Regions from separate parts of the Mus musculus genome. Here all the other regions are linked to region 5. Evidence: chromatin loops called from intact Hi-C (ENCODE). Cell type or tissue: gastrocnemius. All regions are shown on one strand. Region 1 has its middle 29 kb from the start of Gm33436. Region 2 has its middle 32 kb from the start of Gm39834. Region 3 overlaps Itgb6 (integrin beta 6). Region 4 overlaps Itgb6 (integrin beta 6). Region 5 holds the start of Gm33753 (a long non-coding RNA gene).

Region 1 (5,000 bases), 730 kb after region 5:
ACAGCCAGTGGAGTCTGGATTCAAACCTGGGTCTCTCAGCTTTCTCTGTTCTTGCTCCAACATTCCTCAAACCCTACAGCAGTTGCAAGCTGCTAAACCGTATCAGTATGCCCACTGCGTGTTCAAGCAGCAATGTAGCATGACTCAAAGGGCTTTGGAGCCAGAAATTTTAAATCCTGAATCTCAGGGGCTGTGTAGCTCTGGACAGCTCAACTGACTTCTCTGAACAGCAGGTTCATCTATAAAGCAAGGACTATATGCTCTACCCCATGGCTTTAGGATGGAAATAAATGGGCCAGTGCATACCAAGTGCTAGGTGAAGCTCTCGGCATGCCGCAGGAGCTCAGAAATAGTGTTGATCACTAAAGTCACACCACCTTCTTAGAGACCTGAACTTTCAACTTTAGCCTAGAAAGAGTGGTCATAATAATTCACTCTTCTTGACAAACGCTGTTTGGACATTTCTGTTCTCAGCTGTGCCTGGCCAAAATAAACCTAATCCAATCTGGCCCAGTTACTGCTTGGCACCATTTTGAACACTAGTCTCATCAGTTGTTATTTTCAGTCTCTGGTTTTCCCAAACAGGCCATTTTTAGAGAGTAGTGAGTTTAAACCTAAGCTGCCAATAAAATAGATTTATCTTGAAAACAGCAGGGCCCTTCTGAAGGAATGTCAATATAAATACACACAGGGTCCAGGGATTCTCTGCAAGTATTGTCACTGGCCTGGGTATGTGCTCAACTATGAACTCTCGAAATTCTATTTTGGGGGGTTCGTGTCTATATATATTTTACCAACCCAGCCATCCACTAGGTTTGGATGTCCTTTCAGAGTGAACTTGATCCTGTTTCACTTTTGGTCTCCCTCCAGAGGAGCGAATGCGCTGGCATAGCTCTGCCATTTGTCAGCCAGAAGTCTGGCTCCACATTTGCTCGTCAATCTAAAGCTAACCTATTCTCATCCGCGCGCTTGCGCGCGCTTGGGGGTTTGTGTAAATCAGCCAGGCGCTCTGTCACTCAGCAGCAGTATCTTTGCCTAGCGGTGTACACCCACATGCCTTTATGAAATGCCTCATTATGCCGGTGGAAGAAATAGTCCCATGAATGTGCTTTTTCAGGGATGGTGACAACAGAATGTTTTAAGTCTATTCACTACCACAAGGATCAATGGCACTTCTGCCAAAGACTTTGCTCACGGGTACAGTAACGCATGTCAGCACTTTCTGAGATTAGAGGGTCTCCCGTGCGAGGTAAGTGGACCAAGTTTTCTGCATGGCTAACAAATGCAACCCCCAGTTTCAGAGCTGAGTGTTTCCTATCTGGCCACGGATCATTACAGACCAACTCTGCTTTGGGGATCCATAATGGCATTTCAACTTTCTCAGCACTTGGGAACCCACAAGTGTGACCCCCAGGTTTATAAAAGAGCCCCCCTTCTTAGTGCAGTGTGCTTTATTCTCTCTTCCTACACTCAGACCCACACGTGCTATAATCAGCTGCTTCAAGAAATGTGTAGTAGTCAAAGGACAGTAGTTCATATATTTATATTCTCTTGATGTTTGGTAATATGTTTGGTATCATGCTTTAATCGTGAATTAGGTGGTCTTTTTAAAAATATTTTAAGATACTTGCTTCCATTTGAAGTGACTGTGATTCTCTTTTAAATGGGTGGTGAGACTAGACTTCATTGGTTCTTTCTGGCATTCCCAAAAGGCACAAAATGACTGATCAACTGAGAATATATATATATACACATATATATACACACGAATATATATACACACACGTATATATATACACACACATGCATATATATGTGTATGTGTGTATGTTTATATGTAGGTATATATGTGTGTGTTTATATGCATGTATATATATATACATACATATATGTGTGTACATATGTATGTATGTATGTGTGTATATATGTATGTGTGTATATATATATATATATATATATATATATATATATATATATATGTTTGTATTGACATGCCAATGTGACCAGTTAACTTTAGTGTCTCCTGGTTATACAGTGGTATTTTAATGTCCAGATAATACAGGAAAATCATGGGGGAAGAGGAGATGGGAAGACTGTCACTCCTAGCTTCTACAGAGAGCATGTTTTATTTCTGTGAGTGGAAAGCCTAATGTCATTACCATTCACTGTGAGAACTCTAAGTAAGACCAATACTGCATTTTTAAAAAATTCAATATCTGTGAAAGGTTATTCATCTAAGAAATGTACCCCCTAAAATTAAGGACTCGCAGACATAACTATATTGTATTGGCCCTCAAAGTGTCTAAAATGGGCAGGATATAGATTCTGTTTAGAGAGCAATAGCTTTTTCCTCACTGTTGTGGATTTTGGACAGCTACAGCAGATCATAGGAATTTAATACTGAATTCCAACCATGAAGTCACTTGGTCACACTACAAGCATTAGCGTCTGCTTAAGTAAAATTGTGTGTGTCATAGTGAAATACAAATCCTAGCTTCCCAGAGCAGTTCCTTCCAGGGTAGCCTTTTCTCTCTGACTTCTGCCCTCTAGTGTTCGCAGCATGAAGTGCAGTCTCAAAAGTTTAAATTTGAAATATAATGATATTTTTGCGATGTCTCAGTATTTTCCCCAGACACCATACGTTAAAGCAAACTTACAGCTAGATGTGCTGACTGGGGCATCGTGTGATGTCAGGGATTTTTCATCTGAGGTTTCAAACCCATCTTCAGGCTCCTAAAGAGCCATTGACTTTGTGTCTAGTTCTTAAGGGTTAAACCCCTCTTCTGCTTTGAATCCTTGCATCTGAATTTGCTTCTACTGTGGTATGCAGAAAGGTAAATAATGCTAATAACTAAGGCATGCAATCAGGAATTACTATAACACGTTCCCCAAGAGGTGGGGGGGGGGGGCATACATTTTGATTACGTAAGAGGTTCAAGGTTTTTAAATTTGACTCTAGAAAAAAAGTGACTGATTTCTTAAAGTTCTTCCAGAAAGCTGGTGCATGTTGACAGTCACAGAACCTCTGAGTCAAACTCAGGGTCTCACTGTGCTTTGACTACACTATTTTTCTTTACTGAAAACAAATTAGGCTTCCAAAGCTGTCTGTAGCTATTACTGCTACCAGGAAAACCGGCCCCAGCTGCTTGTGAGTGCTAACAATAGACCAAGGTCATCCGGGGACCTACCCGGACTGCTCACATGGACAGTACCCACACCTAGCCACAGTGCCTAGTTAGCTCTGCCAAGCTGGCTAGACCAGCCAGGCCAGGCAAGACTGCTATTTTCAGTCGGAGTTCCTAAGAGAAAGCCCTTGACTGCCCTTCAGGCTGCTGGCATTTAATTTTCTACTCAGTCATTCTGAACTACTTTCTGTCCTACGCGCGACGACCTCTCTGGCTCACTTTGTCCTACCTTTTAGGGGACCCCTAAGGCAGGTTCACAGGTATGTCATACTGTGACATTAAAATGAATCTTTTGTGGAACAGGAAAAAAAAAAAAGCTCACCCACTCACGGTTCTGTGTCATCAAATTGCTTCACCGATTGCCTGCACAGGACACCTCAGGCTGTTTCAGACTCCCTTACCCTCTTGTCGTCCTAGCCTCCAGCCACAGCCAGGCCAGGTCTTATCCATGCAGATTGGCCAACATCTGCTGGAGTCTTCTCTTCTCCTCTCCCATGGTCATGTAACTACAGGTCATCTTTTCTCCATGCCTCCAACCTACCACCATCTTAGGAGCTGATCTGGAATTATAACCCTGGTCTACCGGTTTGGGCCTGTTTATCCCACTGACTTGGGGAGCTAAAAGACTAACTGGGAATGTCTTGGGGAGTAAGGAGTTAAGTCAAAAGGTGGAAGGAGCAAGGAAGGGGATGGTGTCTGCTGCCTTGTGAGTACAGCCCAATGCTGCAAGACTTGGAAACCAAGGGGATATTAACACAGAGACGGCATGCTACAGGTGGTAGTGTGTGTACACCTCTAATCCCAACTCTCAGAGGGCAGAGATAAGGAGATAGATCTCTGTGAGTTCAAGGGTAACCTGGTCTATAGAACAAGTTCCAAGACATCTAGGGTACACAAAGAAACCCTGTCTGGAAAAAGCAAACAACAACAACCACAAAACCAAAACAAAAAACAAAACAAACAAACAAAAACCAGAGACAGCCACCGCATACACCTCACACCTCACACATGCTACGCCTCCAGACTTGCTCATTTAATGACCGTACACTTGGATCATCTGTAAATTCCCAGTGTCCATGAAGGGTGAACCTGGAAAAGTCAGCTTCCAGCCCTGTAACTAGCACACATCCTCCCACTGTTCCCGCTGTGTGATCTAGCCCTTTTAACAGAGGCATGCAGAAAGGCTGACTGGGGGAAACTGGCAGTCTTCGCTGGCCCTCTATCCTTGCACAGGCTTACTGTGGTCAACCGTGTGGCTAGGTAGTCACTATGACCACAGCGCGGAACAGATGAATGGTGGAAGGCAAAATCTGGCCTCCAACTGGATTTCTCAGCAATTTGATTGTTAGGCATAGCATGTCCTATCTTGTTTTTTTTTTTCCTTTCATCCCTCATTTATTTGCTCAAAATTCTTGGCAATTTGGGTTAGGTGTAGTGGGTGTGGTTCCTTTGTAGGTCTCTTTTGGGCCCAGATGATCAGTGCAGGCTGAGACTCCTGTGAGCTCATGTCACGGAGAACAGGCAGTCTGTTGACATGTGTCCTCAGCTGTGTGGCCTCACAGGTAAGTTTAACCTTAGTTTCACCTTTGCCCCACCGTTGCCCCATGGATACACTGTAGCAGTAGCTGCAAGCCTCCGGTTTTATTTTTCAGATCCCTGCCAGTTTGTACCAGTCTGCTAGAATCCCTTTGTCACATGGTCCAAAGCAGAACTAAGGAGTAGAGATAGGAAGAGTCCAAAGAGGCTGCTGTGTACAAAGGCATGGGTTGGGGGCCATTTCTCAATCTACTGCAGAGACCATCTCAGGGCTGTCTT
Region 2 (5,000 bases), 53 kb after region 5:
TAAGCACATAAGTCTATGCAGATTTGAATGGTGTACATTTAGATGTGACGTAGTCACCTCGCTATTTCTTTGCCACGTGTCACATCTTCTCTCACCTCTGCTTTGTCTTGTCAAGAGATGTGCAGGTGAGTGATCTTGTTTCTCCTCATTCGTATCACCACTTGATATTGTCAATAGTTCTAAACTTAGTTCTTGTGATAGGTGCCTCGTGATGGGTTCAGTATGAATTTCATAGCGGCCAATGATGCTGAACTTATCCGTTACCATTTGTATTTCCCATTTGCAAAAGCATCTACTCTAAGTCTTTGCCCCCTTTAAAATGGAAATATTTTGTGTAAAAAAATCACATGTATTTATGGATTATGTGTTTGTGGGTTGGTGGGTGCGCATGCCACAGTGGGTGAGTGAGGCACTCTAAGGACGGTTTGCAGGAATTAATTCTCAAGGATCAATTTGCATCCTGAGGACTGAACTCTGGTTGTCTGTCAGTTAGGCTGGTGACAAGTACCCCTGCCCACAGACTGTCTCACTGGTCTAGGCTGGTTTCATACTATTGGGGTTTGAAAATTCTTCATGTTTTCTGGATATGAGCCTGATATGCATTTTATAGATATTTTCCCCCAAGACGTTCTATTCTGATTCCAGTGCCTTTCCTAAAGTGACATTTTAAAATCCCCCGCAGTCTTGGGATTGATGTTGACTATGCAGATGCTGTCTGATGCTCCATCTCAGACTCTTGATCATCTCATCCCCATAATATATAATATAATGTATGGGCTGTGGCTGTGGTTTGGGGTCCCTTCCAGATTAATTCTCTAGCAGATTAAAAGAAAACAGACAACCTAAGTGATTTACTTTTAAAACCCATGCAAGAGGGATGGCTCAGCAGGGTGTTCTGACCTTGCTGAGGAGAGGACCTGAGTTCAGTTCATAGCACCCACTATGACAGCTCATGACTACTATATATAACTCCACCTCGTGTGTACTCTTCTGGTCCTTGCACACTCTACTCACGCGAAATACCTTCCCATAGAAAAATACTTAAAAAAAAAAGGTCTTTAAAAAAATCAGTGCAACGTGTGATATATTTATTAGGTATTTTTATCCACAAGTAGTTCTGAGTCGGGCTTAGGAAGGCAGACTCTGCCTCTTATCAGCTAGCTTTGCATCACCTATTATGGGATGCTAGAGCACCACCACTGGAAGGCTCTTAGAGGCCAGGTGGTAAACGCAGGCCATGGATCAGCAGCATCAGCATTACCTAGGAGTCTGTAAGAATTTCAAAGCCTGGACCTTACCTTACCCCAGGTTAGAATTTGCATCTTAATGAGATCCCCAGGTGCACATTAAAGTTTCTGAAACACAGCTGTTCAGTTGGTCTGGTTTTCCTTCAGATTTTCAAACAAAAGAAACCGCAGTCCAGAGAGAGCAAGGACAAGAGCCGGGAAGAGAATCTGACCTTTTTATTTTATGGCTTGTGTGTAGGACCATGCACCACCCACCTCCAGCATCCCGATGACAGCCGCAGCCCAGACTACCCCCATCTCAGCTCTGTGAGAGCTTCGGCATTCTTCATCAGGAAGAGAATAGTCTTTCTGAGTCTTCCTCCAGAAACTCCTCCCTCCCTTCTTATTCCCAGTATCCTCTAAGGATACTCAGCTTTCAAAATGCAGACTTCCAAATTTTCGTAATAAAATGAACTAAAAACTCTTTGGGGAGGAAAGTGATTTTCCCGTTGCATTTGTTTACTCTCGGTGAGCTCCTGAGACGGCTAACACACTAGTTGTTAATCACACCATCTGTTCAAACGGCACTGTGGAACCATTACATTCATCCTTTCTTCTTTTTACGGAAAAAAAAATTTCAGAACACTATGTTTGCGTCTGTTTTGCTCCATCACCTGGCAGTGTAGTGTAAGCTAGTTAATCTTTCCAGTTGAAAATAACTTTCAATTGGCAAATACGTATTTTTAATGTTCATATATCACATACACAGACTCCTCCCCCCCCCAAAATGTGTCCTTTGACATTCCAAACATGGAAAACGCTAAAAGAAAAAGAAAATCTGTTACAGACTGTATGCTTGTCAAAGTTTTAAGCATTTGATTATATTTAAATGAAGCATTCAGGACGATGATTTGTCTGACTGACCCGGAAAATATTTTCCCCGTTGGCCCTGAAGATGGCAGTGCTGTGCAGTTTAGAACAGCTCTTCGTTTCCCCCCCCCCCCCCCACCCCCCCGCCTCACCTCCCCCCCTAAGGAATTTCTGGAATGGCAGAAAGTGGGGGAGGATCCACCAGATCTGAACCTTCTAACACTTAGCACAAACCTCTCCTGAACCCTGGGACAATCTGGTTTGTCTTTCAGTCTCTTTGTTTTTGTTTAAGACTGTACCTTATTCGTTTCCTGTTTCCAGTCGCAATAGAAATGGGACTAGTTGAACGATTATTCCCATGTCGCGGGTAGCCAAGGAAGCGACTATAGCTTACCGAGAAGCTGGTTTGCAACAGCCTGCCTTTTTTTTTTTTTTTTCTTTAATTCTAACAAAGGCTTTACCCAAGATAAACTGAATACTAGAGGTTTTGAGAGCCCACTGGGACCACATCTCTGGCAGCCTCCCTCCGTCTCCTAACTCGGGACGCCTGTTGTATCACATTCTTTACATTTTATTAGCAGGGACTAGAAGAGTCGGTTTGGGGCAGCATATACCAAAGGCGGTCTCTTGACCCTGTCATTGTGAGGTGTTGGCGGGGAGAGAGAGGGAAGAGGCGTGTATATGCCTAACTTTGGGGACTCTTAAAATAGGGTTGTTTAACTAGCCAGAAAAGACTTATTGAAAACAAGCACACGAGGGCTCTTATGTGACATTCTGTCACCAATAAACCAGTAGTGCTTATGTCCTCTGAGCCAACTTCCCCCACCCCCACCGTGGCAAATGCCTCAGCAGTATCTAATTTAACCTTCACCACCACTGTCTGAGGCAGACACAACATCCCTTTGCTGGAGGTTTTTGCCTTTATACGTGGAAACTAAGGTCATGAGACTAGATAAAATTGTTGGGCTTTACATTTTGAACTCTAGAATATGCTGAAGCATTCATCGCCTTGAATTTTGGTTCAATGGAGAGATAACAAAATATTAAGCCCTTATCAATGAAGCATATTTGGTACCCACTTAATGATAAAGAAAAGGAGAGGCCAAGGCTCTAGTACGTCATTCTACCAAGGGCTACACAATTGCAGAGAAGCCAAGCCCCCAGGAAACATACCATTTGTTTTGAAAAAAAAAGGGGGGGGGTGGTTCTAGATAGAAGACTGTATGATGTTAGGCATCTTAATCTAGTGCAACATCTTTAAAGATGAGGGCAACTTAAGAATCGTTCCCTATCTTTTTTCAAAATTTCCACTTGGAGTTTTCAAAGTCAAAGTTTCCCCTCCCCCATCCATCTTGTACTACAAAACAACCATCTCTCTCCCCTTGTGGCGCCTCTCCTACCCCCCCTTCCCCACTTCTCTCCTCTCTCCTCCTCTTCTTCTTCTCTCTCTCCCCCCTTCTTTCCCCTTCCCTTCTCCCTCTCTCTGGCTAAGAGTGCAAAGCAGCTGGGGTGGAAGGTGAAAGATAAAAGCACAAGGATAATCTATCTGTTAGTATTTCAAAATTGTTACTGCGACCAGAAAGAAGGCAGTGTTTACCCTTCTCCCCCAAATGCCTTGGGCGGAGATCACGTCCTACAGAGATTAGACTAATTGGAGGCTGCTGAGGATAACTGGAGAAGCCCCAATCTAAGTCCTCTCAGTGGGAAATGGCTCCTTTGTTAAGGATCTAAGTTCACTTAAACTTCTTCTTAGAAGTTTGTTTTGAATAAAGATTAGATCAATCTGGGCATTTATGACCTCAAAATGAAATTTCTTCTTGGCAAGTATGCCATGGTTTACCAGATACTTGCTGGGAATGTCGTTTCTTTTCTTTTAAGTCCTTCCTTCAGAGTCTATCTTAAATCAACCTTGTATTTCCAGATCTCCTCTTGATCATTCCAGCCAGTGTTGCTCACCGCCCCTTCCCATTATCTACAGACCTTCCATTTTAGCAATTGGTTCACTTTCAGTTTAGAGACCTCTTTAATACTGCTAAGTTTTATTTCCTCTTCCAAGTCAATACAGTGTAGAGTTTGCGTTTGTTTTTTTAATTTTTTAATTTTTTTTTTATTTTTATCTTTGTGTCCTCTAAAACGTCATCTTGCAATGGATGAGCATCAGTTAATTTTGCGAGGAGACCGTTTCTTCTCTGGCACTCTATCACTATTGCATGCTTAACGCAATTATTTCTTCAAACAGTGCTGTACCACAGTTTTGTATTTGAGACCAAACCTCACACAATTACAGCGGAAAGTGTTAAATCTAGCCTCTTCACAAAGGAAAGGAACACCCGTATTAGACCTGTCCTGATGCTTCATGAGAGAAATGAAATATTGTCTTAGCCATGGCTTTGAAGGAAAGGTTGGGATACCTAGGCCTTTTTGGGGACCAGAGATTGAGAACTGTAGACACTAAATGTGTTAAAACAAAACAAACAACAGTATCTATTATATGGTGTTCTCTACTAAATGTTGTCTCTAAGTGTTGCCTAGAGATTCCCAAGGGGTTTCAACACAGCTCTATTAGAGAGCCTCTGAGTCTTTCTGGTGTGTGGGTCAGCAGGAGAATAGAGTTTCTTTTCTCTGTACTTTCTAAAGTGGCTACAGGATTTACAGTTTTTCTGCTAATCCTTTGTGTAAGACTCTATTTGAAATGAAGATTGTTTTGTTTTGTTGTTTTTCTTGCCAAGAGGCTATGGGGGCAGAGAGACACATGGTTCTGATATCTGTATTTTCAGTGGTCATTTCCCTTTATCAATTGTTTTGAAATTTGAAAATCTCTCACCTAAGCTGTTGGAAAAACATTTATCCACAAGGAAATGACTCCCAGAGATGTCCTCTGGGTGATGAGAAAAAAAAACAAAA
Region 3 (5,000 bases), 840 kb after region 5:
AATTACAGTTGTGATGAAGCAGCAAGATAATTTTGTGGTTGGGGGTCACCACAGCAAAGAAGTACAGCTTCAGCTGAGATCCCACGGGCATGAGGCTCTCGGGCCCTTTTGAAGGCTGTCCATTCTCAAGGCATGAAATGTTTGCAGATTTGTCTTACTCTAAACTGAATCTAGTTGTAAATCTATTTGTAGCACAAGATTCATTCAAGGCCTCCATTTTACTTTGGTCTACAGACATCTTTAAAGTAGTATAATTTCCTTGTATCCTTGGAAATACACTTTTCTATAAAAGCAGCAATCTTTTATTTAGAAGCCTGAATTAATGAAGATCCAGGCTATAATCCTAAACTTTAAGAACCCACCATCAAGGCTTATACTTATTCAAAAGAGTAGCAGAAAATTGAATTTTAGAATCATCACATTTGACATATATTAAGAACACTCACTGTTTGTAGAATCCCTGCTGAGACATGGATCATTTGTGTTAAGAAATTCATAACTTTGTCTAGACTCTAATCATATTTATGGATATAAACACTCCCTTATGTTGAAAACGTGAAATGAAAATATAGCTAAATCAAATAGTGAAGTGTTTGTTTCTTTTTTTAACCAATCAGAAGCAATCACTACAGAAAAAATGATGATAGATAGAGGCTGTTATCAGGCTGACTTGGGGACACTGATTATGGAGTAGAGATCAGAACAATTTAGCATCCTTTCAGATGCCACTCAACTCTCTTTCTGAAAGTACCAAGAGGTCAATGTCACCAGTGAGACTGCTTAGGGGGCATGCTAGCTGCTTGCCGGTTCACCATCACCATGAGCTTATGAACTCTTTTGTCCTGTCCACAGGAGTTGCATCGAGTGCTACCTGTCTGCAGATGGCCAGGCCCAAGAAGAGTGTGCTGACAAGTGTAAAGCCATTGGTGCCACCATCAGTGAGGAAGGTGCTTCTTCTCTTAAATCACATAGTTCTTGAGAGGCAGAAGCCACGTGAGTCAGGGGACTCTCGGTAACCTGACTTCACTTGTACCAAGAGCCAGCCACCCGAGTTCCCTGCCCCCACTTTGGGAATAAATGCATTTTCTAAAGTTGAGGAAATGATGAGCGGAGGAACAAGCAACTTAAAGTTGTGGCTAGTCAGTTGGTCTCCGGCTTTGTTAGCGAGTTCACCCCTGATTGACAAGGGTGACAGCAGAGAACTCTACAAGGCTCTATTTTCCAAACTAGTAAGAAGGAAATTGAAGAAATGGCTGTTAGCTTCCACTGACAGCCTGAAATTTTCCTTTATCTCAGGATTACCTTATTTTGAGATAAGATAAAGCCTGCAGTCTTGGTTGGCCTGACTGCCCTTCACAGATTCTGGAAGTATTCTGCTCAGTAGCTTTTACTTCTAGCCTCCCAGCCATGGGTACATCACCATCCCTCCATCCCAGCCTCACAGCATGGTATATCACCATCCCTCCATCCCAGCCTCCCAGACATGGTATATCACCATCCCTCCATCCCAGCCTCCCAGACATGGTATATCACCATCCCCCCATCCCAGCTTCACAGCCATGGTATATCACCATCCCTCCATCCCAGCCTCCTAACATGCTATATCACCATCCCTTCATCCCAGCCTCACAGCATGGTATATCACCATCCCTCCATCCCAGCCTCCCAGACATGGTATATCACCATCCTTCCATTCCAGCCTCCCAGACATGGTATATCACCATCCCTCCATCCCAGCCTCCTAACATGCTATATCACCATCCCTTCATCCCAGCCTCACAGCATGGTATATCACCATCCTTCCATCCCAGCCTCCCAGACATGGTATATCACCATCCCTCCATCCCAGCCTACTAACATGCTATATCACCATCCCTCCATCCCACCCTCCCAGACATGGTATATCACCATCCCTCCATTCCAGCCTCCCAGCCTTGGTACATCACATTCCTCCATCCCAGCCTGCCAGCCATGGTACATTACCATCCCTCCATCCCTCTGAACTCATCTCCAGATCCAAGAAATCCCTCTCCTAACTGATAATCACATTGAGTTTCCATTTTCATCTGTCATGTCTAATTATTTAAAATGAGAATCTAGTGGCAAAGACTCATCACAAATATTAAACACAACTGCATATAATCTGGACAGGAAAGGATAATATATGGCCTGTAGGACACATGTATTGAATGGATGGAGTTAGATTACAGAAATTAATGTATTTTCAAAACAGAATATAGAAAGACATTTATATGTTTTTTAAATACTCTGTTTCAAAATTGTTGTGATGGTACAATTGAATTCCTTGGTGTGGCAGGACAGGATGAGGGCTCATAAAACCCTTCATCTGTGCTTTGCTGGTGACCGCAGATAAATATGCCAAATAGCGGCAAGTGGCATGAGATGTCATGTGCTTTGTCTGACACCAAAGGTGAGCCCCGATGAAGCACTGAAAGAGCACAGAATTTGTGGTGTGACCACATCAGTAACTAGTCCGCATCTCACTGGATCTTCCAGGCTCCTCAAACAGCAGTGGGGATATTTACCGGCTGTCTCTGTGAAATGAGCAGAAATTGCAGAAAATGCCTGCAAATGACTAAACTCAGTTCTCCAGCCATGTGGGAGATGCAGTGGGCTGGGGAGGCTGTGATGAAGCATGTCAGTCGCAGAGGTGTGAGTGGGGCGGTTGCTGTGTCCAGGTTCACAGTTTTCAGAGAAGATCGTCAAAAATGCTTGTGCTTGGGGGGAAGAAGAGCTTCCAGGACATTTAGAATATTTAGGTTCTTTTGTGTTGGACCAAAGTATCTCTAGGAGGAAGGATACAAGCCTGGCGTGGTTGTGCACGCCTTTAATCCCAGCACTTGGGAGGCAGAGGCAGGCGGATTTCTAAGTTTGAGGCCAGCCTGGTCTACAGAGTGAGTTCCAGGACAGCCAAAGCTATACAGAGAAACCCTGTCTCGAAAAACAAAACAAAACAAAACAAAAAACAAACAAAAAAAAACAAAACAAACAAACAAAAAACAAAACAAAACAAGAGGAAGGATACAGACTACTGTTTCTAACTTGGAAAATGAAAATAACCAGTGGACCCTTAACCCTCTCCTAAACACTAACATGGACGAACCTGAGTGAAAAGTGGATTTGTCTGACTGTGAGTTTAAAAGACACCTTTCTAACAGCCTCTAATGTCACTGTCACACCACTCTGAAAAGATAACATCACACTTGCTCAGCTAAAGGTCTTTTAGCACCTGCTTTTCTCTGCTAAGGACATGGAGTAAGACAGACATACTATGTAACTCACAAACTCACCCATCTGGCATGGGCAATGGGGGTAGGGTGGAGGGATGGGGTGGGGGGGGATGTGGTGGACCCACCTGACTTTATTCATTCTGGTTTACTCAAAGAGTTGTGTTTCTTAATTTACCCCACCATTCCAGACACTCAGATCATTGTTGCTCAATGTTGGTTCCACCAAACACTATCTTGGAGAAGTTCCATGAACTGAAGCATCCACAGCCGTATATATATACACACTCTGGAAATGGGAAACTAAGGAGCCCGGGGCTTTGCAAGTCCTCAGGATTGCTATGTAACATTAAATTAAGCGTGAGTGTGAGTCACCAGGAGAGGCACTAAAGAGAAAAAGAGATTCCCAAATTTATCTCACCAAGGAAGCCCCACCCCCAACACTCATCTCCACCCTCTCCTTTGGGAAACTCTTTACCCCCCAGGACTTTAAGCTGATCACAGAGCTTAAAACTCAGGGCTGTGCATCAACAGTGCAGACATTCATGTTTTCTACATTTTCCCTGAACCTTCTCAGACCCGCAGCTCCGCCCCCACCCCTCTGTCCCGCACTCCATCGTATTTATATGTCTTCCTTACTAAGCATGATTTCCCTGGCTACCTGAGATCTTAGTTTCCCTGTATTATTCAGTGGCAGTAATTCAAGTCTCACAGAGGAGGGGTGGGGGGGAATCAAGCAAGAAAGGGCCATTTTCTACGAACAACAAAAGAAAACCTTAGCAGCTAATTATGCAAATCTTTCATTGCACATCCGATAATACTATTTCAACACCCAAACACTACAAAACAGGGCACAGCTAGACTGCACCAGTCAAGAAAAGAAGAGGTGCAGTAATTAAAGCACAAGGGGGGAGTGGTGGCTCAAAGGTCAGGTCCGTAGTTCCATTAAAACTTAAATAATCTGGCCAAGGAAAGTAGGCCCCTATGCTTCGGTGTGACTATGTGAAAGAAAAGAAAGAGGCAGGATTACTATTACTGAAATGAGCGTGATAAGCCATGCACATACTTTCAACCTGAGAGTCTGATGCCCCATTAAGGGAGTTCAAGAGAGCAGTGCAAAACTCTCACAGCTGTGGCCCACACTGAAGAAAGAGATGCAAAATGCAAACGCACACTCCCCAAGAGTCCGTGAATCTTAGTTACTGGAGTGGAAGTGGGGCAGTGGTGAAGGTCATATAAAAAAGACCAAACTACGGCTTCAATAAGGGTGCCTGCCATTTACCATCAAACACATGGAATAACCCCGGCCGTGCTCGTCTGGTTGCCAAGAGCTTCCCAGATCTTCCCATCCAAGGCATCCAATTAGAATGCTTATTAAATCATTGCTTAATGCCCAAGTTCTGTGCTTATCACAGACTCTCCCATTAAAACACCTCAGATAGGCTCCCAGAATTGGTATTTTCGAATCTCCCAGGTGAGTCAGATGGCCATATGCATATGGAAATGACCAAAGGAGGGTAATTTGCATTATATTTCCCAATATTCATGTGTACATAAATAGATGCCTCTAATGAGTTCAAAACTAGTTAGTTCACGTAAAATCTATTGTACAAAATCTCATTTAGAATGCTGAATTTATTATTTACTGGTTCCTACTGTCGTGAATGATAGAAGGCATATTAGTCACGGGTCCTATCGGTTTTTTTCTTTTAAAAATTAAATGCAAAAACGATAAACAATGACAACTTAATA
Region 4 (5,000 bases), 850 kb after region 5:
CCTGAGGCAGCAGGCCTACAGGCACTGAGTCTACATTCTGACAATCCAACTTAGCACAGATGTTCCTAGCTCTCCTTCAGAGCCACCGTGCTAACAACCCTGACTGAGTTCTTAGACACTCACAGGTGTCCTGAATTTTCTGTCTTTAGCAATGACCTATCCCTCCCTAAAATTTCCCTGAGAAACGACAGCTGCATCTTCAGGCTTCATCAGAATTGGGTTTGGAGCCTAAGGTCCAGCCCAGACAATAACACCACACACAGGGGATACAAAGAAGGGTTTTGGTGTTGGTACGTGGTTTTCAACATGCTAGTAAAATGTTAAATCCCGACTTTGAAACCAAAGCTATCAAATCGATATCACCCTAGAGGTTGAAAATCCAAATAATACCAAAATATCTGCAATGTGGGTTTAAACCTCATGTTCCAATCAAGAAAGTGATGAGAGAAAGCATCATATTACTGTGGTGAGGGCAAGACAGCTGGAGGTCAGGCACAACCCCGCAAATGTGGGGGTGACTGTAAACATGGTTTTGCTACTTGTGACGGGAGGGGGGGGAAGGGGGGCAGGGAGCTCCTGTTGGCAGGCACATAAAAACTCCATGTACTCATTTCTGAGCTGTGCAAACACAAAAGGCATCTTGCAGTCATCAGTTAAGAGGGTGAGCCATGCTCTGTGAGACCAGATTACTTCCTAAGACAAAAAAAACAAAAACCAAAACCTGCCTCCTTGTTATCAGCTTTGTAAAGTCAGCTTCTCCAGCTGCACCCCAACTCTGTGTTTGTAATTGCTGTAGTGACTTTAGCACCATATCCTGAAATCAAGGCCATCCCTTAAAATATTGATTCTATTGGAAAACTCCATCCCAGACAACAAAGCCACTTTCCGCAGAAGGCCTTGCTTTCAGTGTGCAGGCTTTTGTGTTTGACTGGTTTGATTTTTTTTTTCCTTTCCAGTCTCCCCTCACGCCTACCCTCCACACTCATGGAACATGCCTTCAGTTGAGAAATGCTGTATTGTTACTGAACTGTTGTCTGTTCTTTTATTCTTGGACACAGTGTGAGTGACACACCACGAGCCATGCTTTGGATCCCTCACAGATGTGTGATATCTGTGTATGTAGTATAGTGTCTTCTTTATCCCTATTCTTTTGTAGTAAGGGAAAGAGAAGGAAAAGCTATCTCCCTGAGAATTCACTTTCTGATCTACTTACTGACAGGCCCAAGGATACCTCAGATCTCCATTCCCAGCCAGGCCTGGTGCTTCCAGAACCCCCAAGGCCATAGCCTACCCCTAAGAGACTGTAGTTCCTTCCTCCTGCAACACTGAGATCCATGCCTCTGAAGGTAGATGCTGGGAGAAGCAAGAAAGTCAGGAAAAGGAGGGAGAAGTTACTGATTGACAGTGTCCTCTAAGCAAAGTGAAAAGGGAGCTAACTGGTCCAGGGTGCTCACTGTTGCTGAAGACGCAGGCATGGCAGGGCATCACTCATTTTCCTTCTTCTATCTGCATAGAATGTTAGAGCCTACGAGCCATGTTAGACAAAAAAAAAAAAAAAGAAAAAAAAAAGAAAAGAAAAAAGGCAGCCGAGCCTTCTTTGCTGAAAGAATCGAGTCAGTTACTCATCACTTGATTTAGTACAAGTTGAGTTTGCATGATCCAAGCCCTTGCCTTCGGGGAGACAGAAAAGGGAGAAGAATGCATTTGTTGTTACAGTCCCTTTGTGTACGGGGCCCTTACTAGTCCACATGTCTAGCCAACATATCAGTCGTCATGTTTTCTAAGTGCCGATGTCAGGCAGTATTCTCAACATCTCCACAGAGTGGGCACCAGTATTATTTTTGTTCTACAGGTGAGAAAATCGAGGCATGGAGGCAAACACATTGTTAGGTGTCACAGTGATTGAACCTAGATCTGCTTGCTTGAGCCCAGCCTCTTAACCACTGTACTACACTGCCTCCCACTGGCTACACAACTGTAATATATATCTGAATCTAAAAGATGCCAGCATTCGTCAATAGGGACTGTTAGGCAAACCTTATATTAAAATGTATTATTTTCTAGAAACCTCATTAAAAAGTTAAAAGAGGTGGAGTTCAGTTTCTTCACCACAGTATCCAGACTATTCTCATTTCAACATGAAATCAACACAAATATCAAGGTGTTCTACATTTTTCGTGCTTAGTCTGTGAGCTAGTTCTCTAGCATCTGTAGTACATCTGGATTTAGATGTCACATTTCCAGTGCACAATAGTCACAATATGATACAGCTAACAGCTTGGACAGAGCTAAGAACGGGATATTCAAACCCTCAGCATTAGGTATACCAGTGGCCCTACCTGACAGGTGACATTACATGTAGTAGTAGAGCTAACCCCCTCCTCCCACCTAGGTCGCTATCTTCAGTGACCAAAGGAATAAGGAGAGCCTGAAAAGTAAGGGCCTGTGCTCTGATACCTCCCTTGGAACTTGAGCTAAATCCTTTCTTGAGGAATTCACAGTATCCAATGAGCCTAAGATTTAAAATGATTCTCTCTCCTAAGCCGTACCTTTTCCTTGTTGATTTCCTACTTGAACACCCTCCTGATTCGCCTTCCAGGTGTAGATCGTAACAAGCTACATTCTGCCGTGACTAGGAAAATGGCTCTGTCCCTGCCCAGACATTTCTTGGCCACAGATCTAGCTGGATCAATGTGTTTTCTCAGGGACACAGCTTCCCTATTCATTTGCTTGGCACTATAGTAAGTAGGCCATTAGCAATTCTTATTTCTTCACAATGTCCTTATATGGTTTTCTACCCAGAAAAAGTGTCTGAGATGAGGCATCACACTGTTAGGGGGTCATTAGTCCCCTTAGATTCAGGTCTGAAACGCCAAACAATCCAGCCTCAATGTTCAACTCTTCCTTATTAACTATCTGAGAGCAACATTATTAAGAGGGTAGGCTAAGCCTGATTCCTTTCTTCCCCGGGTACTGCTGTGGTTTTTGCCTCACCTCTGATGGAGGATGCAGATATTTAATGATCATGTGATATGGAATTTCTTCCCGGGGAAGCAAAAGAAGGACTTAATTATGATGCTCCATTAAGAGAGTCATCATCTCGTAGACACACAGCAAGGATGATCAGTTGTCTTGCTGTCAACAAAGGAAGGCACTATCTAACTGCAAAACTATATTAATACTATCAATAGAGCCAATCTAGCCTAGCATGGAATATTCAAGTTGAGCATATCTAATTCCCTACACTTCCCTGATCATAAGAATGACTTAGATACTGTTAATAATGTATAACCTGTGGTATTACCCAAGACTTTCTGAAACAGAATATCCTGGGCCCGGGTGGGGGAGGTCTAGGAGGCTGTGGTTTTGATAAAAGACCACCTCAGCATGTTTCTGTCATCAGGGAAATTGAGGGAGCACTCTGTTTTATCTCGCAGATGAGGTCAAGGGGCTCAGTATAATCCACACAACGGCTGTACATCAGATGAGAACTGAACCAAATACAACATGGGAAATCAGAGCATGGCATAAAACACAACGCAATGATTGTCTTCTGTCTTTAAAGGAGGAAGGGGCAAGGAGCCTGTAGTGAAGAGCTTTGCTTTGTAGCCAAGGCTGGCATCAAACTCCTGTATCTGCCTCATGGATGCTGGGATTGCAGGCATGACCAACCAGGCTAGAGTAATAATTTTTAATATAATTCTGAGATTGTTCTCAATTAAAGGAGATTCTTGATAAAATAGTTATATGTACCAAAGTAGTTGCAATATACTCAGAAGAGATTATCTTGGGAATTAAAATGTAGTATTTTTATGGTCCTTTAAATATTTCATGTACATTAATTGCCACTTTGTTTTATTAAAGTTTTAAAGTCAGCCATCCAATCTATGGTCAACTCTCCATGTCTGCAGGAGATTTGGGTCTAGATCCTCCTGTGCCAAAGATACCAAAATCTGTCAATACCGAAGGCCCATATATGTGCCTAGAATTTACATCTTCATATACCTGAAATCATTTCCAGGCTACTTAAAAATTGTGATGTGAGGATTGAAATATAACTCTGTTGGTAGAGTGCTTGCCTAGCACATAAGAAGGCCTTGGTTCAATCCCAAGCACTGTGTACAACCAGGTACAGTAGAAAACACCTGCGATCCCAACACTGGGGAGGTAAAGGCAGGAGGTTCAGATGTTAAAGGCCATCTTTAGCTGTAGGGTTTGAGGCCAGCTTGCCATGCAAGAGACATTATTTTGAGAGAGAGAGAGAGAGAGAGAGAGAGAGAGAGAGAGAGAGAGAGAGAACAGAAGGACAGAGAGAATAGAAACCAAATACAATATAACTGTTGTCTCAATATTTATTATACTTACCATTTAGAAAGTAACAACAAAAGGAAAGAAAGACAGGGCATATTATATTTAATAAAGGCACATTTATATTTTCAATCCACAGTTTATTGAATCTCTGTATACAAAACCAAGGATATACAAGGCTGGTTATAAATTCATTTTTGAATCGGTTTGAATCATTTGTTTTACTGAGAATAAATACAAACCTATCTTTAAAGAAGTAACTTAATTTTAGGGAACAAAAATCCACAAGACAGGAAGATATCAGCATTTCCCTCCTGTAGAAAATATGTGAATAGAAAATCTAATGAGAAAGGTCTTACCGTCCCATGAGATGGGCATGGGGCTTAGCAGGAGAAGAGTTGTCCAATGTCCTATGCTCTGACTTCAACCCCTGCATCTCGGTGAGGGGTGGAAAAGCCTTCTTACAGTGAAATATTCATTGTGGCAGCTTCTAAGGATTATTTTATCTGCTCCTACAGACTGCCCCAAACCTCCAAACATTCCCATGATCATGTTGGGGGTGTCACTGGCGATCCTGCTCATCGGAGTTGTGCTACTGTGCATTTGGAAGCTGCTGGTATCATTTCATGACCGGAAGGAAGTTGCTAAATTTGAAGCAGAACGCTCTAAGGCCAAGTGGCAAACGGTATGTG
Region 5 (5,000 bases):
TTTACCAACAGTCTAGATCTGAAAACAAACCCTCTACCTTCTATCACAGTCCACAGTCCACTTCAGCAAAAATTTTATCTTTTGAATTCACAAAGAACAGCTCTAATGCTTCTTTGTTTGTTTGTTTGTTTGTTTGGTTGGTTGGTTTTTCGAGACAGGGTTTCTCTGTGTAGCCCTGGCTGTCCTGGAACTCACTCTGCAGACCAGGCTGGCCTTGAACTCAGAAATCTGCCTGCCTCTGCCTCCCAAGTGCTGAGATTAAAGGCGTGTACCACCACCGCCTGGCAGCTCTAATGCTTTTTAAACAATAATTGTTTAAAACTCTTGTCATATAAGTGCCACCTGCTGATTGTGTCACTCAGTATTCTTATTTACCTTTCCCCACCAGTCAGTCAAACATCCTGGACACCTCAGTTCACAAAACAACAAAGCAAAAGGAGGAGAGACAGACTTGGGCTGAAGTTTTTGCAGGCACTTACAAACTTCTTCTTTAACCAAGTTTTCACCCACTTCAATCTTGTCATCTATAAAACGGGGATAATTTTTCTTTCCTCCTAATTTGCCTCTGAGGCTAGGGACTTAATGAGAAAAAAAACCGTCTTAAGGAACAAACTCAAGGCTGGATGTGGTTTACAAGTGTGGATTAGAGACAGGATTCCCTAACTTTATATTCCTAGGTCATTAGCTATTATGGAGGCAAAGATAGGTTAGGAAGCGATCAGAGACACATGACATCCCATAATACCCAGATGAGGAATGGGAAAGTACTTATGCCCGTTGGTCTCAGCAAGGCACACGGGCAAGCCCAACACCAGGGCAGGAAAGGGTGTTATTTCATCAAAAAAAAAAAAAAAAAAAAAAAAAAGTCAGTATCACTGAGTCATCATTTATCTATCCTCATACACTGCTTCTTATAGGCATCCTAAAAATAGAAAAATATTAATATCCCCTTGCGGTGAGTTATTAAAAAAAGAAGAAGAAGGCAGATTATGTATTCTAGAAAGGTCTTCACATCCCGGAAGCAAGGATTCTTAGTAGTGGCTATTCATTCTGAGTGTCAGCAATGGACTAAAACCCAAGGCAAATCAAATCCAAAATAAAACAATTTCCCCCAGTTTAATGACTGAAGGAGAAAAGTATTGCCAATATTTGCCCAGGCACAAAATTGCCAGCCCCTGAATGAACTTGGTGGGTAGTCACGGAGTATCTTTCCTGAGCACCGCAGGATAGTCAGTGCACCGGCAGGGGGCGCTTGCTGGCTTGTTGCTTCTAACCTGTTCTCAGCAGTGCTTCTCTGAAGGCCCCTCCTCCTCCGGATCTATCAATGCCTCTGTGTAAGTAGAGAAATTTCACCTTCATAACTTATTCATGGTTAGAAAGAAAGAACAACCTTGGGGAGACTCTCTGGGGAGAGGCCTGGCCTGTCTTCCACTCTCTAGGGATAGCCCTCATTCAGTCTTGTCTGGGATCGATGGAGCAGGTTCCTTTAATTTAGAACACTCGAACCGAGGCAAGATGCTGACCTTTCTGTGTGCATCTTAAAGTGGGAGCAACACAGAGTCCTCAGGAATTGCAAGGGCAAGATATGGAACGACGTTGATGGGAAAGAGCTTTGGTTTGAGCCTGATGGCTAGTAACAGGCAGTGGGTTGGAGGGATGATGATGAGGGTGAGCCAGATCGCATTATTTCTGAAGTAAGTGTCCCAATGTCTGACAGTAACTGTTGTTTCATAGAACAACAACAACAAAAGCCCTCAGCTATCTATAAAGTGGATAATACTTAATAAAATACATAAGTAGTTGAAACTAAGAGAAACATTCTTCTAGAGAAGTTCAGAAGCCACAATACAGTCATGAAACAAAATGAAGAACACTCTTTGATTCTAATCTTGGATGGCATCTATACCAATGAAATACCAGAAAATGAGAACACGGGTCCAACGCCCAGCTGATGCAGCACTTGTCAGTCATCCATCTCATCCCCTGATGTTCAGAGTGAACGTTCAGACAATCATTCAGACTGAGGATGCCTTCGGCTGAAGTGTTCCTGGAAAGGAGTGTCATGGACACACTCATCAAAGATGGATAAATTTGCTACTGCTATCAAGTTGCTGAATATTAACTTATAATTTATGGGCTGTATTAATTATGGGAAATTTCACATCTGCAACAATACAACCCATAAGCAACATTTAGCTTAACATTTAAGAGTCTCGTCTAAAACAAATAATTCTATAGTAGTAGCAATAATGTCTAGACTTGGGACTTTCCACGTAAGGAGCATGCAAAATGCCTCTACAAAATTTAACCCCCTATAAAGACAAATCTTTAGCTTCTGTAGAAAGTAGAGGCTAGGGAGCCTGAAGCACATAGCATGCTTGCGTTGTGCAGATACATCGAATCACACAATAGGCAGGTGTAATAAGCAGAAACAGATGCGGCTCCCTAGTGCAGCCCTTAGCAGCTTTCACTCCCAGAGGTATTTTTATTGGCATACAAAAGAATGAGCGTTGAGGGTATGTTTTTAAGACAATTTTGAATTATCAAGGAAAAATTTCACAGAACGCCCAGAAAACAGGTCGAAGATCGAATTACACGAGGGTCCACCACCCTCCTCTGAAGGACATTTCTTCTTTGTTGAGAAGGCTCTGCAGAGCTCTTTGCGGGGAATTTGCAGGTTGACTGCGGAGCTGAAAAGTTTCACTAGGGGGCAGCCTATCACCGAACTGTGAGCTGATTCTGCATCTGATTTCAATAAGAAACTGGCCCAGGGACTCGCACATTCTCGGCACAGCTTCTAAAGGAAAATTGATGCGTCTATAAAATGCCGAATCAGCATAGTCACAGGAGGTGAGCAAAGGAAGGGAAAAGTCTTGCATAACATTAAGAGCCCCGCAGAAATCAGTGGTTAGGCATACAAATGCGGTGTGCTTTGAGCACACAAATCTCATGATGTGGATGTGCCTGTATGTAGACCAGGGGACATTAAAAAGAGCCGTAGTTTTGCTTTTAACACATGCACACGCAGTTAAAGGCACACGATCCAATTCAACATTTTGTAATTTGGAAGGAACCAAAGGGAAGAGGAACTGATTAACTCTTCAGACCCCAGGTTTAAGCTGCGCCGAAAGCCATGGTCAGGTGGTTCTCCACTGCTGGGTGACTTCTGTTTGACCCTATACATCCTTTCGAATGCTTTTCCTCTTTGCCACTCTTTCTCATGCATTTTATATTCCTCAAGTGTTCTCACCTAACAAAACCAACAGTCTCAGCCCCGATGAGAGTCATGACTATTTTTGTAACCGGGCTCAGAATGGTCTCAGAACACTGCGCCGAGGCAATATTAGTAATGTGATATCTGGAAGCCGTGTGAGCAGCCGGGCTGTCTGCTCTCATTGTGTCCGTGATTGTAAAAGGCAGCTGTGAGCTCTGGCATCCCTGAGTGACTGGTGTGACCTTGTGTGGTCTGGGAACCAGCTGAGGGTGGCCTGGCATGCTGTCACCGGAGACCTGCAGGCAACACAAGGTGGTAATGGAGGACTGTGTAGAAACTTAGGAGCTGTGCCCAGAATCCTGCTTACCTTGTGCATGGAGCTTTAAAATGACAAAGGAAGTTACTAGATTAGACATGGCGTCCACACAAGCTCAGGCCTGAAAAAAAAAAAAAAAAAAAAAAACACTTATCCAGCAAGGTCAAAACTAGAACTGAGACAGTAGAGAGTATTTTTGGATTCTAGTTCCACCTCTTGCTACGAGAATGGGCAAGTTATTTGCCCCTTTTTTTGTTTTAGGCTCCTCTTCAATAAAAGGATGCTTAGAATAGCTCCTGCGTGCAGGGCTACTATTGTTATTTCTTGTGATAGAGATGAGAGAAGTGGACTTATGGGAAGGCTGTTTCTTCATTTGTAACATGGAGATAATAGAATCTGCTCTCTAGACTTGTTGGAAGAGTTGCTGAGCTCTTGTGAAGTGCTTACAGTGGTATCTGATAACTATTGATTGCCCGATAACTAGTATATCTGATGCTCCTCAAAGCTGAAGTGGGGATGGTGCTGTCCATTCCAGAGGGTTCCAGGGCTCCTGGAAGGAATGAATAGGTTCAATGTATTGCATTCATCCAGGGTGTTCAGCCAACGATGCCGATTCATTTTAGTACTTGGCATGAGAATTCTCTTGCTTATTTTACCTGGTATCTATGTATGTACTCACCCTAGAAAGACACCTGAGTTCTGAAGTGGAAACCTAGAGAACTCAGTCAGTCCTCAGCAGCAGATCCCCTCTCCTGTGTTCTGGAGCCTCTGGTAACCTAAGAAAAAGTGTGTGCCCATCCGCCATTTTTCACACACAATCTGGAGCCTTTCCATGTGTCGTGACGCCCACTAGGGTTTCCTGGAAACCTGTAAGGGCTGGGAAAAGAAGCCCTGCAATGTAAAGAAGAATATCTTAATCCAGATTTGGGCATCACAAATGGGGATAAGAAGATGTTTCTGAAATTGGCACAATATCTATGGTTCCCAGACTTGTGGCAGGAGTCCCATCACCTGGAATAGCCCATAAAACCAAGCTTCTCAGGCAATCCCAGCAGCTGTCGTAAGATTGTCAGTTCTAAAGTTTCAGTATATGCCCTGCCCCAAATTTTGCATGCTGGGAAGAGTTCCCAGTGTATTAGTGTTGAGTAATGGTACCTTTAAAAGATGAAGGCTCTGCCCTCATGGGGATTAATGCTGATTTTGGAGCAGGTTCATGTTATAAAAAGAAATTCAGCTCTCTCTCACTCTTTCCCCCTTACCTCCTCCTGCTTCTTTACCTCCCTCCCCACCCCTTACCTCCTCTCACCTCCCACCCTGGGCAAGGGTGTATCTCATGGTCTCTCATATTAGACTTTTCAGCTTCTGGAATTGAGTGAAGAAATCACCTTTGTCTAACCTTTCTGTTCTCTCTAGGCCCTTGCCTGATTGACTGGTGCCTGTAATCATGGTCACTTCATTGGGTCCCTGTAT

The links. Peaks named below come from ENCODE experiments on the same cell type or tissue, not always from the same donor. Only the 100,000 strongest peaks of a DNase experiment are listed, where the experiment ranks them.
Region 1: it touches region 5 in a loop (11-fold over the local background); 27 of 42 quality-filtered maps call a loop at or near these places.
Region 2: it touches region 5 in a loop (4-fold over the local background); 7 of 42 quality-filtered maps call a loop at or near these places.
Region 3: it touches region 5 in a loop (2.0-fold over the local background); 10 of 42 quality-filtered maps call a loop at or near these places.
Region 4: a loop joins it to region 5, with 2.7 times the contacts of the local background. A loop is called at or near these places in 10 of 42 quality-filtered maps.

Annotation. Positions count from the first base shown.
Region 1 is chr2:60,718,665-60,723,664 of GRCm38, reverse strand. It overlaps a transcript of Itgb6 not described here. Among named protein-coding and RNA genes, the nearest start is that of Gm33436, 29 kb to the right of the region's middle. In gastrocnemius, CTCF peaks have their summits at 989 and 2,549 (motif pointing left); DNase peaks (open chromatin) are centred at 935, 2,553 and 3,232; H3K4me3 peaks cover 3,289 bases; H3K27ac peaks cover 5,000 bases.
Region 2 is chr2:61,399,649-61,404,648 of GRCm38, reverse strand. No RefSeq gene overlaps it. Among named protein-coding and RNA genes, the nearest start is that of Gm39834, 32 kb to the right of the region's middle. In gastrocnemius, a CTCF peak has its summit at 2,145 (motif pointing right); DNase peaks (open chromatin) are centred at 2,184, 2,447 and 2,874; H3K4me3 peaks cover 1,863 bases; H3K27ac peaks cover 2,979 bases.
Region 3 is chr2:60,612,592-60,617,591 of GRCm38, reverse strand. Itgb6 (integrin beta 6) reads left to right here. Exons shown (of 15, transcript NM_021359.3): 12 at 853-947. Among named protein-coding and RNA genes, the nearest start is that of Itgb6, 59 kb to the left of the region's middle. In gastrocnemius, no CTCF peak of the experiment used is centred here; no DNase peak of the experiment used is centred here.
Region 4 is chr2:60,605,133-60,610,132 of GRCm38, reverse strand. Itgb6 (integrin beta 6) reads left to right here. Exons shown (of 15, transcript NM_021359.3): 14 at 4,827-4,993. Among named protein-coding and RNA genes, the nearest start is that of Pla2r1, 54 kb to the right of the region's middle. In gastrocnemius, a CTCF peak has its summit at 1,956 (motif pointing left); no DNase peak of the experiment used is centred here.
Region 5 is chr2:61,452,357-61,457,356 of GRCm38, reverse strand. Gm33753 (a long non-coding RNA gene) reads right to left here and starts at 4,415. Exons shown (of 4, transcript XR_374566.2): 1 at 4,210-4,415; 2 at 3,978-4,080; 3 at 3,582-3,651; 4 at 3,265-3,510. In gastrocnemius, CTCF peaks have their summits at 1,239 (motif pointing right) and 2,704 (motif pointing right); DNase peaks (open chromatin) are centred at 1,258, 2,711 and 3,476; H3K4me3 peaks cover 890 bases; H3K27ac peaks cover 1,759 bases.